Regions from separate parts of the Mus musculus genome. Here region 2 is linked to region 1. Evidence: chromatin loops called from intact Hi-C (ENCODE). Cell type or tissue: left cerebral cortex. All regions are shown on one strand. Each heading gives the region's core, and the rest is flanking DNA. Links, peaks and the distances in the headings are about the cores only.

Region 1 (6,257 bases), core at 598-5,597:
TTAACACAATACAAATATAAAAGTTGTGTGTCTTTTATCTGGGACCTAGATGAACAAAGGCAGGGTAGAAATCCAGATCTGAGATTAAATATTTTCTGCAACATATTAGCAAACTAATATATGGCAAGAACTCACTTTTAACAAAACTGATTTCAGATTCCCAAATGAAACAAGGACAACAACAAAGTGTTGTCCCTTTAATGCCAGAGAGGCAGGAAGAACTGTTTCCTTAGCAAAGTTGGTTTTCCCCAAGACTTGCAAGGTTCCAGCAAGGATTAGCATGCATGCTGGTCTGGCATGCATGATTCCATCAGTGGGGGGTGAGGTGGGGTTATTGTAGGAGTTAAAGCATGACCTAAAACATAGCTACAACCCTGCTCGCCAAATGGCAAAGTTCTTGAGCAACAAAACAGAAGGCTTAAACACTGGCCAGTCCAGGGTCTTTGAGCATATTACTTGGTGCCTGGCTGTGACTGCACTGCCCCTAAAGTGCATCTCTGAGCTAGGAACAGATATAAGCCTAGCTACACAGTTGCAACACAGATTCTGAGCTAAAAAAATCACAGACACAGAAGACAGGAACAGGCAGATCTCTGAGTTCTGGACCATCCTGGTCTACACAATCAAGTCAGGGTAGGATTTTCTTCTGATAGATACAGACACTTTCAAACAACAGTCTGGGAGCCAAAATGACATATTTTTCCTTAGTATTATATAGGTATTTGCTTAATAATAATTAGTAATGTTCGTAGTAACTTAAAAAATAAAATACACACCATTCTTAAATATACATAAAGAGAAAGGTAAATCTGGATACACTTAACAGCATAAAGTATGGTTATTATTTCAAATTAAAAATTTATACGTTTCTGTTGCCAAGAAGCATTTTGTGCTAGGAAAGGTATATTCTGCTGGTCAATGTCAATCTGAGGACCGAAAGATGGGGTTGGGGAGGAGTTGTTTTGCTTTTATCCATCAGAAAAAGCAAAGCTATGCTCAGGAGAGCTGTCATGGGTTAGAGTTTCACACTACTCTGAGCAGTGAGCCTGTATCATTGGGATCTGGGGCTCCCACAGGAGAACTAATGGCAGCTCCTCAGAGCTAATGTGAAATAGGACGTCATGCTGATATGTACAACCAGTCTCTGTAAAGTGGGCTTCCACAGGAGAACTGGTGACCCCTCTGCCTGGCACATGGCAAATTGCCCAAGCCCTGAACTCTCAACAGGTAATTTATGGCTTGGGAATATGTTTATACAGTAAATGAAAGGAAATCTGAATGACATTGAATATAGAGAAGGAGTTAGCCACAGAATATTAACCTCTAATGAAGGGAGAAAGAAATGGGAATTGAGATAAATGTTTTCAGGGTTATATAGATAAATAAATAAATCCAGACCTTTGATCTCAATACTTGGGAGACAAAGGCAGGACAAATGGATTCCTTCTTCAAGGCCAGCCTAATCTACAGAACAGATCCTAGTCAGTCTGGAGTATACAGAGAAACCCTGTTGTCTCCATAAATAATAATTGTTTTAAATTATCAAAATGAAGGTGGTTATAATTTCTATGGTTGTGATGGTATTACAAATCTATTACAAGAGGTCAAAATAGAGCAGACCTAAATTTAAAAAAGGGCTACTATATTGAGTCAACCTATACTTTTGATGACTTTGGGTTGCTGAACCAAGGACATCATATTTGGGGAGAAAGATTTGAAGTTTATGTTAAGGGGAAAGAGGAAAAGGCTTTGGACTCCTTCCAAAGTAATAAGGATCAGATTTGACAAAAGGAGACTAACTGAAGATTTCTACTGCAGACAGGAGAAAATCAAAAAGACCAAATGCACTGGGGGGGGGTGTATATTCCTAAACTCTCCATTGAAACAGCTCTGAACTGACTGGGACATAGATATGTCTCCAGTCAGAACTTCAGCTTACATGGCCACTAAGTCTTGTTGGCTACGAAGCTCTTATGACTTATTATTATATGTCGTCCTTTCACATGACATGAATGGAGATTTATACTGCAGTTTGATTACATGATCAAACTAACTTCTGACAAAAGACAGTTATCTTTCACCTGCTCCAAGAATAAAAACTCATCATCAGTTGATCTGTGCACCCTACACGTTCCCTACAAATGTCTACATAGAACTATTTATTGCCTGTAAAATACATTTTTATATATTACAGAATGGAAGACCAAGAGAGCAGTTCTGACAGGATTCCACCTTGAGGATGTTCAGATGCGGAGACCTGCTGTTCCAGCTCCCTGATCGATCATGCCTCAAACGGATGCTGTTTTCCAGACACTTGCTTCTAGAACAGCTTCAGGAAGGACTGCTAATTCCACAAGACCTCTCAGACTGTTCCAGTCAGGACTTCAGTTAAGCCCTAAATTTTCTCAGCACATAGAGAATGGACAACAAATGATGCCACCTAGCTTTCTTCTGACTGAACCACATTTCCAATTTCTTTCTGGGGCCTCAAACAGGAGTTCTTCACCCCAATTCACCAAGAAGCAATTTAAAAACAGACTGTTATCCCAGTCCCTTAAATTGAGGTGGATGGTTTTGGTCACTTTATAAAGTATACATATGTTGTGATTCTCTGGGATGATTTACAAATAAGTATAGTCTTGGACAGGAAGGAAACGAAACAAGGAGCTTAGACTCAGGGATTTCTCTTTCCTTTTCTCTCTCCTCCTTTCTTTCTCAGATAAAGGAAAGGGGGTTGAGAATAAAAAGGGGGATATAGACATATTATTATAGAAGTAAACAAATAGGGTTAGATTACTGAATCTATTTCTAAACAACAACAACAACAAAAACATTTTATAGCCATGATCATACATTGGTAGATATCTTCATATTTTGATGCAGAACTGAGGTTATATTTCATTACATTGGTCCAGAATTTTGGATTTTGGACAGGTTTCATTGGTATAAATCTTTGTATATTGATAAACATTTAAGATTAATTTGGTAACAAATTATTATTATTATTATTATAGTTACTATTGTTATTATTAATATGAAAGTTGGCTATATTTTATCCAGAAACTGAATGACGAAAGGCAGAGAAGAAATGCCGATTTGAGATGAAATATTTTCTACAACAGAAAAGGTGCACATTGCAGAAAGGCATCCAGTCATTCATGCTGACTGCTGAGGATTCTCAGGACAATCTTCCCAATGCCTAAAGTAGAACCTGGGTTGTGTGTGAGCAGGTAGACACGTGTAAAACTCTGTGTGTCTGACTATAGAGATGCATGCACTGCTGTGAGCAAGTGTGGAGGCCAGAGGTTAATGCTAGGTGTATTCTCTAATCGCTTTGCATTAATACTAAGTTAGTTTCTCTTATTTGAATTCAAAACTCATTGATTTATCTAGTTTAGTCATCCATCTTGTTCAATGTATCCAGTCTCTGCTTCCCAAGTGCCAAAATGGCAGGAAGACTGTCATGTCTACTTTGCATTTATGTAGCTACGAGGGATTTGAACTCTGGTCTTCATGCTTCCACAGCAAATTCTTAACCACTGTTTCATCTCCCTAGCCCTCTTGTAGGCATGTATGTATACATATACATGTATATGTATCTGTATTTATAAATACTTAAGTCTATACACACACAGAGGACTGCCTAGACTGGCCTCAGTGAGAGATGTGTCTAAACCTGCAGAGACTTGAAACCCCAGTAAGTGGGGTGCTCTGAGTATGTGTGACGAATGTGGGTATATGTGTGGGGTATCCTCTTGGAGACAAGAGACAGGGAGAATGGGATGAGGAACTGTGAGAGGGGAGATATGACTGGACTTTAAAAAATAAAAGTAATAAAACATTATTTGTGTGAAATTCTCAAAAAATTATCTTAAAGTATGTACTAGTGCATGTGCACCCATATACATACTTTTAAGATTTTTTGAGAATTTCACACAAAGAATTTTTATTAGTTTTATTTGTTTTACAGTCCAGCCATATCTCCCTTTCCATAGTTCCTCATCCCAGTCTTCCTTCCCCCTGTCTCCAAGAGGATGTCCCCATACACCCCCACAGCCCCCCCACACACACCCAGGCTACCCTACTTGCTAGAGCTTCAAACCTCTCCAGGGCTAGACACACCTTCTTTCACTGGGGCCAGACCAAGGAGTCCTGTGCTGTATGTGTCGGGAGCCTCAGACCAGCTGGTGTATGCTGCCTGGTGGTGGCTCAGTGTCTGAGAGCTCCCAGGGGTTCAGGATAGTTGAAACTGCTGGTTTTCCTATGGGTTCACCCTCCTCCTCAGCTTCTCCACCTTTCTCTAATTTAATCACAAAGGTCTCCTCCTTTAGTCCATTGGTTGGGTGTAAGTATCTGCATCTGTCTCAGTCAGCTGCTTGTTGGGTCTCTCAGAGGACAGTCATGCTAGGCTGGCTGCTGTCTATAACCACACCATAGCATCAGTAATAGTGGCAGGCCTTGGAGCCACCCCTTGAGATGGACCCCAATTTGGGCCCGTCACTGGATCTCCTTTCATTCGGTCTCTTTTCCATTTTTATCCCTGCAGCTCTTTTAGATAGAAACAATTCTGGATCAGAGTTTCTGACTGTGGGATGGCAACCCCATCCCTCTACTTGATGCCCTCTCTTTTTACTAGAGATGGACTCTACCAGTTCCCTTTCACCACAGTTTGGCATTTCATCTAAGTTCTCTCCCTTTAAATCCTGTGAGACTCTCATCTCCCAGGGCTCTGTTACATCCTAGAGGGTCCTCTTATCTGTCACCCCTGAGGTTGCATATTTCCATTTATTCTGCTGATGCTCAAGGGTTTCTCTCTTGTCCTCCCCCAATACCTGATCTTGGTCTCCTTTTCCCCTCCCCTTCTGCTCTCACAGCCAGCTCCCTCCCTCCCTCTGCCTCCCATGACTGCTTTCTTCTCCTTCCCAAGTGGGATTGAAGTATCCTCACTTGGGTCCTTCCACATGTTAACCTTCTTGAGTTCAATAGTGATAAAAACTACAAGGTATTGGTACAGAGATACACAGTTTGTTCAATGGATTAGGATGGCAGACCCAGAACCACACACTTAAGGGCACTCGATCTTTGACAAAGAAGCCAAAAAATATACAATGGAAAAAAGAAAGCATCATCAAAAAATGGTGCTGGTCTAACTGACTGTATGTCAGTCCAGGTGGATTAAGGACCTCAACATAAAACCAGATACACTAAATCTAATTGAAGAGAAAGTGGGAAAGAGACTTGAACTCATTGGTGTGGGGGAGGGGAATTCCCTAAATAGAACTCCAATGGCTCAGGCTCTAAGATCAAGCATTAATAAATGGGACCTTGTGAAACTGAAAGGCTTTTGTAAGGCAAAGGACATAGTCAATAGGACAAATAGGCAACCTACAGATTGGGAAAAAATCCTAGCTAACCTCACATGGGTAATATCCTAAATGTATAAAGAACTCAAGAAGCTAACTCAAAAAAAAACCAAACAACCCAATAAAAATATGGGGCATAGAACTATACAGAGAATTCACAAGAGAGGAATCTTGAATAGCCGAGAAGCACTTAAAGAATTGTTCAAAGTCCTTAGTGGTCAGGGAAATGCAAATCAAAATGACCCTCAGATTCTACCTTACACCAATCAGAATGGCTAAGATCAAAAACTCAGGTGACAGCACATGTTGGCAAGGACATGGAGAAAGAGGAACACTCCTCCATTGCTGGTGGGATTTCAAACTGGTACAACTACTCTGGAAATCAATCTTGAGTAGGATCCTTGCAAGAAGAATGACCATATGGTCAAGAATTATGTATAACTAGACAACTGACCTAGTGCAGGAAGCACATACTGTGGAGGCTTCCAGAGCTCTAGGAATGGCCATTGCTGGTAATTCTAGGTGCCGTGGGACATGGAGGAAGCCATGTTCACTGTCCACACAATTCAGTCTTTATGTCTCCAAAGGACAGTAAAGCAGGAAAAGAGGCTCAGACTGCTCTGGCTCTGGAAAAGCTTCTGTAAATCAGCAGTGTTCCCAATCCACACTCAGGAATTCTGCATTGTCTCCCAAGTTCTGATATCTCTTGCCACCAGCTTAACAGAGGCTTGAAAGCTGTGCCTACTTGTTAATCTTGTGCTGAATCTCAGATGTTGCAAATGGTACTCTCAGTTGATCAGGCTACTTCTAGACATCAGGGGGCAGAGTTTTCAAAGCCAGTACACAGCTGCCATCCATTCTTATAACACAGCTTAAAATAGTCTAAGAGGAAAG
Region 2 (6,257 bases), core at 751-5,750, 72 kb after region 1:
GGGAGATTCCACCTCAGGAAAAATGTAGTGAACAGTAGAGGAAGGAACCTAGCAACAGGTTCATCAAGTTGTCCTCTGTCTTCACATGAACAGTATAACATGTGCATGCACACATAAACAGATGATCAGATAAATAAATGAATAAATAAATGAATGTGATTTTTTTAAAGGAAAAAAAGGCTACTCAGGTCATCAGTTGCTTTACCACAGAGCATCTAGTGATGTAGAGTCACAGGACACCAGAGGCTCTTCAAAGCAATCATTAGTTACAAAATCATGCTTTTAGTACATATGCTCAGAATCTCTTATATTTGTACATACAAAGTTTGCAAGTTCATAAGCAGTAACAACTCAAAGAAGTGGAAATAAAAACCAAAAGCTAAAAACTCATGAAGAATCCTTAAAAATGTGGTATAGAGCACACAGGGGATTAAGCCATTAGACTAATGGACCTATGTCTTTGAAATTAAAAATTCATGGTAAATAGGAAAGAAAATAATAATATTGGTGGTGGTAATAAATAGATGTTGAGTTCTTTCCCCTCTGGCTAGAGCAGATATCTCATAAAATTCTATGATTCCCCAAGCGATGAAGTGCTCAGAATAACATTTGTCTAGTATTATTTGGACAGATTATTGCATGAGCACTTAAGACCTTGGGATCTCTAAACAATAAGAATATTTTTTGTATAGTAATAAGATGACTGGTGACAGATGTCAAAGGAATGAATTAGAGATAAGAGAGGAAGTATACAAACAGGGTTTTCCTCCAGTCACCCTCTAACTGAGCTGTAAATTGCTGTAGCTGTTTCTGATCCCTATGATCCAAATGGTGACTTGGAGTTCACGAAAGAGAGAGAGGAGAGAGAGAGAGAGAGAGAGAGAGAGAGAGAGAGAGAGAGAGAGAGAGAGAGAGAGAGAGAGAGAGAGAGAGAGAAAGCCTGAGCAAACAACCATTAGCAGCCAGGCCTGGGAACTCGGTCCAGGGAATCTTTGATTCTTGGGAGAAGATTAATGTCAGCTGTTGGGAACATGCCCAGACTTGGTTCTTAGGAAATGAAGAACAGGTCAACCTTACAAACCATGGAGGAACAAGAGAAACCCAGGTGGCAGGGAAGTTTCCTCCAGGAAATCTGGGCATAAAACTGCAGCAGACTACTTAGGTACATAAACCCCTGTGATCAGACACAAGAGAGTGAACAGAGAGACCCAGGACCAAGCATCACTACAGAGAAAGAATGGGAAACCAGCTAGAGCACACCAGTGCCAGTGAGAGGGAAACAAGCAAACAGAAAACCACTCAAGAGCCACAGGCACTTAGAGACCTAAGTGCAGTTTAAGAAGATCTCCTGAAGTAAAATCTCAAGTTTCAAACAAACAGGATTTAGCAGCTGAACCAAAGGAGAAGCAGATCACACTTGAGGCTCCAATGTTTTCATGCTTATCTAGTTGTTAATCCAAATGATCAGTTCCTTCTGGATATTACGGTTGAATATTTCCTGGTATCTTTCCTAATTCCATCGGGGCTAATGAATCCGGTTTTGTTTACCAGAGTTATGTTTTGCAAGCTCTCTCCATTTCTAGGGCTCTAGAACGCTGGCAATGCTCTGTACCTTTTCCTCAGGCCATGCTGTGTGGGGAGCTCAGCTGCACTGAGGGTCAGGAAGGCTGGTGCACCAGGGATTGGTGCCTTAGGTACTTTATTCTCCTGTGGCTTAGGCCTTTCCCCACACTCAGTCAGATACATGACTTTCATTTTCTCCCTGTACCTTTTGTACAATCCTTTATTTTGTAACTTGGATACACACACAAACACAGCACTCAATTATATTTATTTGAAGTGTGTACTTGTGTACATCGTATGTAGGTATATTATTTGCCTATATACACACACACATACACACACATATATACATACATGCATATATATGTATATATTTATGCATATATTCATTATTGTCCTATGACAAAGTATATTATATATTTTACGCATAGCTATCCTTAGGGCCCATGACAGGTCAGTCTGAGACATATGGAAGTATGTTTCAGCTTGCTGCTTTTTTATCATGTCTGATGATATTTTATTAAATGTTGGATGCTCTAGACAAACACTGAGGCTTTGATGAACTCCACCTTCTTCCACTAGGATTGTAGAGTGGGAATGGGTTACCTTGTCTTCAAGCATGGAGCTGCCCTGTGACTGGGCTTCAGGCTGTATGAAGTGACCTCACTTGCGGAAGAGTGGAAACTGAAATCATCCCAGAGCTCTTCTGATTAAGGCCTTGGCCACTTCATGTCCTGCATCTTTCAAGAGAAACAGAGGGTTTTGTTGCCTCTTTTCTATTTTTAATCCATACAGACATGGACATGTGGTAGCAGCCACTCTGTTTTATCCTCTTCCCATTGCTGCTGTTAATAGGGAAAATGATATCAGAAGTAGGTGAGTCTCCTGTGGGAGACACCCTCATTAACAGAAATGACATTCTAGAACATGTAGTGGCTTGTTCTTTTGAGACAACTCTTACACTAGGCTGACTTGCAACTCATTGATGTGTAGCCCAAGGTAGCCTAAGACTTATAACAGTCCTAGCACTTCAGACTGTTAAGTGTGGGCATTACAGATGGTAGCAACCACACCTGACTACACAGCCTTCAGTTTTGGAATCCCAAGCTTACATGGCAAAATCCTTTAAGAGGACTGTAAGTGGAATAGTAGTACAGTCACAAAAAATAATTGAATAATATCCTTTCTATTAAAACAGATGAATATCATATTTTATGATAAGCTACTAAAATGCAAATATTGCATGGCTTCTTTCATACACAGATCTGAATTAATACAAACACCACATACTACACATGCAACACATACTACACATGCACCACATACTACACATGCAATATATACTACACATGCAACACATACTATACATGTACCACATACTACACATGCAACACATACTACACATGCAACACATACTACACATGCACCACATACTACACATGCAACACATACTACACATGCAATACATACTACACATGCAATACATACTACACATGCAACACATAGTACACATGTACCACATACTACACATGCAACACATACTACACATGCAACACATACTACACATACACCACATTATTTTTCATTACACATACCCCCACCCCCAACAACTTAGCTCGCTCTCTCCCTTTTATTCTCTGTTTTAGTCTCCCATGATTTACACTTGAAAGGGAACTTGAAGTAACATCTTGAGTCTCCCAATTCATGTGCTTTGAGGAGAACAGCAGCAGACTGGAGTCATGCTATAAGGAGAATGTTTCCTGTGTAGGGTTTTTTGAGACCTGTTTAGAAGGTGAGAGGCTAGCACAGAAGGAGTTAGTTCACTCCTGATGAAAACAACTCTGATTTGTGCTCTTAGCAACTCTGTTAAGATGGAGACTGAAAACCCAGGAGCCTGGAGCTGTCTGCACCCCTGGAATACAGACCTACAGAAGGATTATACTCCAGAGTTTAAAAGTGGAGCTTGGCAGAGATGCAGATCCAGTAGGTGTGTGGTAGGGCACAGGCATCTGTGTTCCTTCAGGGATCCTGGGAGGCAAGTGCAGGAATTAAAGTCATTTTCTACCATTAACAACCTTCACACTTCCTAAGAAAGGAAACAGGGTTGAGTGGTGACCCAAACCTCTCCATCCCAGTTTGTGGTGCAGCTAGAGCTTGAGACTGTGTTTCAGCCCACTGCCCTGCTATTCCACCTGCACAAATCTGCTAAGAAACAAGAGCATTTCCAGACTTGGAGAAACCATTAAGTACAACCTTGAAGTCAAGTCTGATGCTGTTTAATGAGGGTGTTGTTTCACTCAGAACACTTTTCTATCCTGGAAGCAAGGCTGCAGAGACCTAAAGAGCCCTGGTCAGTACATTATTAATAGAGAAAGGCATTAAGAGCATGGATATGATTCATATTTTACCCCCTGGGAAATAATTTCACTGTTTCAGAAGTCTTGGCTCAGTGATTGCTCCTGTTGCCTAATGACAAAACTAATACCTTCTGGTGTTTTGTAGAATCAACTGTCCTGGGGTGGACATGGCGCAGCCTTCATATGTGAAGACTTTATGGACATTTCATAGTGCTTCCCGGAGCTGAGATGCTGACTTGCCAGAGCTTCCTCTCTCTCTGGAATGTTGCTGAGGGTTGGATGTCTCCTGCAACCTTGGAAACTGCAGCTTTATTTCTGTGATTCTTTATCTTCCCAGACAAAAGTTCCTTCAAGTTAAATGAATGCATGTGCTGCCTAGTGGCACACAAATATCCAGCTGTGAGTCTTCAATGGGGCGATCTCTTCACCATGTTCTTCCCTAAGTCACACCAGCTTAGCTCGAACTTCTCTGCATCCCCTTTGAAGCCAAGCAGGCTGCTCTGAGACTCCAGCTCAATGCCACTCCCTCCAGGATGTTGCTGGGCACAGAAATTTCACAATCCATCTCCATGGTTTTCTCTGACACAAGTTCAGCCCTTCTTGTGTCACTGATGCTGTGTCTGGTGACAGAACATAGGAGGCGCCTCCTTTGAATGGGCTTTTGCTTCTCAACCAATAAGTTGAACAAGTGACTTAAAATTATTTCTTGTTATTATTGGGCTTTGATGGGAAACTCTCTTGGTAGGGCAGAGTTAGGTGGGGCTGAGAGATAATTCAGAGCTAGGCTGACTCCTCTCTCTTTAGGCAGGTGTCTGAGGGAGGGTCAGCCTCCCATCCTGATGAATGAGGATGTACATATGCTCACTATTGCAAAGGAGAGATAATGACAAAAAGCACATGGTCATCTGTGGACTTTGAAACACATCCAAGGTTCTAATAGCAGCTCCCAGTAAATAATGATCTAATAGTTGATCTTTCTCCCGTTAGACTCTTCTAAGCTGTGTTATAAGGATGGAACGTAGCTGTGTGCTGGCTTTGAAAACTCTGCCCTCTGATGTCTAGAAGCAGCCTGGTCAACTGAGAGTACCATTTGCAACATCTGAGATCCAGCACAGGATTAACAAAACGCCAGGGCTTTCACGGCTCTGTCCAGCTGGTGGTAAGGGATACCAGTGCCTGGGAGAAAATGCAGAATTCCTGAGTGTGGCTTGAGAACACTGCCGTTCACCGAAGCTTTTCTAGAGCTGGAGCAGTCTGACCTTCCTTTCCTGCCTTACTGTCCTTTGAAACCTTAAATAACTGGATTGTATTGACGGTGAACATGGCTTCTTCTGTGTCCCATGGCAACTAGAATTACCAGCAATGGCCATTCCTAGAGCTCTGGAAGTCTCCACAGTATGTGCTTCCTGCACTAGGTCAGTTGTCTGGTTATACATAATTCTTGACCATACGGTCATTCTTCTTGCAAGAATCCTACTCTTGATCATAGCACTACTTGGCCATTCACTCCCCATGGGACTACTGGCAGGGACCTTGTACAACTGCACGTGTACCTCCTGCATGGAAGTAAGAGGCAGAGTAGAAATCTTCTTTAGACTTCCCTGAACTCTCCCTCAGGGTCATCCCAAACAGTTTTTTGCTTCCACAGCAAAGGTGAGCTTAATTACCACCCACTGAAATAAAGCAGAGTGTGATAACATTTTGTTTTCAAATCTCAGGGACAAACAATAGCAAAGGTTAACTCCAGACTCCTACCCTATGTCTAGCATGGCTGTCAAGTGGGCGCTGGTGTCAGAATTCCTTAGGGACACAGGCAGGAGCTATGGAGTACTTCGCAATCTGTGCTGGGGTGATGACTGAGAAAGAGAAGAAAAGGCTTAGGGTTGTAGGACCTAAAATCCAGTGTTTTCTTCCAAAGAGATACATATCTGCTCACATTCCATTGCCTAAAGCAAGAAGAGACAGGGAATCGAAGGGAATTCAGAATGTCCGTCCTCTCTGAAGAACTGGCAAGTTATCCCTGGGTAAGCAGGGAATCTTAGTGACTCATTCAGGGCCTAAGTATACTTGCAATGCAGTCAATAAACATGAAGCTTAAATCGCCCCAGAAGAACCAAACACCATTTTGTGCAATTCTTTTTGAGCTACACTCTCAGAAATGGGGATGGAGGGCTCCTTCTCTCTTGCTTTAGGATAAATGGCAAGATAAAAGGAGTAAATGGTCCCTCTCTCCAGGGACCTTATGTAGTTGGTTCTGTTCTCCTGAGGCATGGATAATTTTTAAAAGTTCTTTGGATCTAAAAGCTTCTGAGAGTGTAGATTAAGTATCAGCTCTAT

What was found. Hi-C counts contacts between places; a loop is a spot of excess contacts. Peaks named below come from ENCODE experiments on the same cell type or tissue, not always from the same donor. Only the 100,000 strongest peaks of a DNase experiment are listed, where the experiment ranks them.
Region 2: it touches region 1 in a loop (2.1-fold over the local background); 2 of 42 quality-filtered maps call a loop at or near these places.

What each region holds. Positions count from the first base shown.
Region 1 is chr14:44,892,031-44,898,287 of GRCm38, reverse strand. The region is part of intron 1 of Gm16976 (predicted gene, 16976); the gene reads right to left. Among named protein-coding and RNA genes, the nearest start is that of Ptgdr, 36 kb to the right of the region's middle. In left cerebral cortex, for the core only: no CTCF peak of the experiment used is centred there; no DNase peak of the experiment used is centred there.
Region 2 is chr14:44,820,051-44,826,307 of GRCm38, reverse strand. No RefSeq gene overlaps it. Among named protein-coding and RNA genes, the nearest start is that of Gm34198, 22 kb to the left of the region's middle. In left cerebral cortex, for the core only: no CTCF peak of the experiment used is centred there; a DNase peak (open chromatin) is centred at 3,568.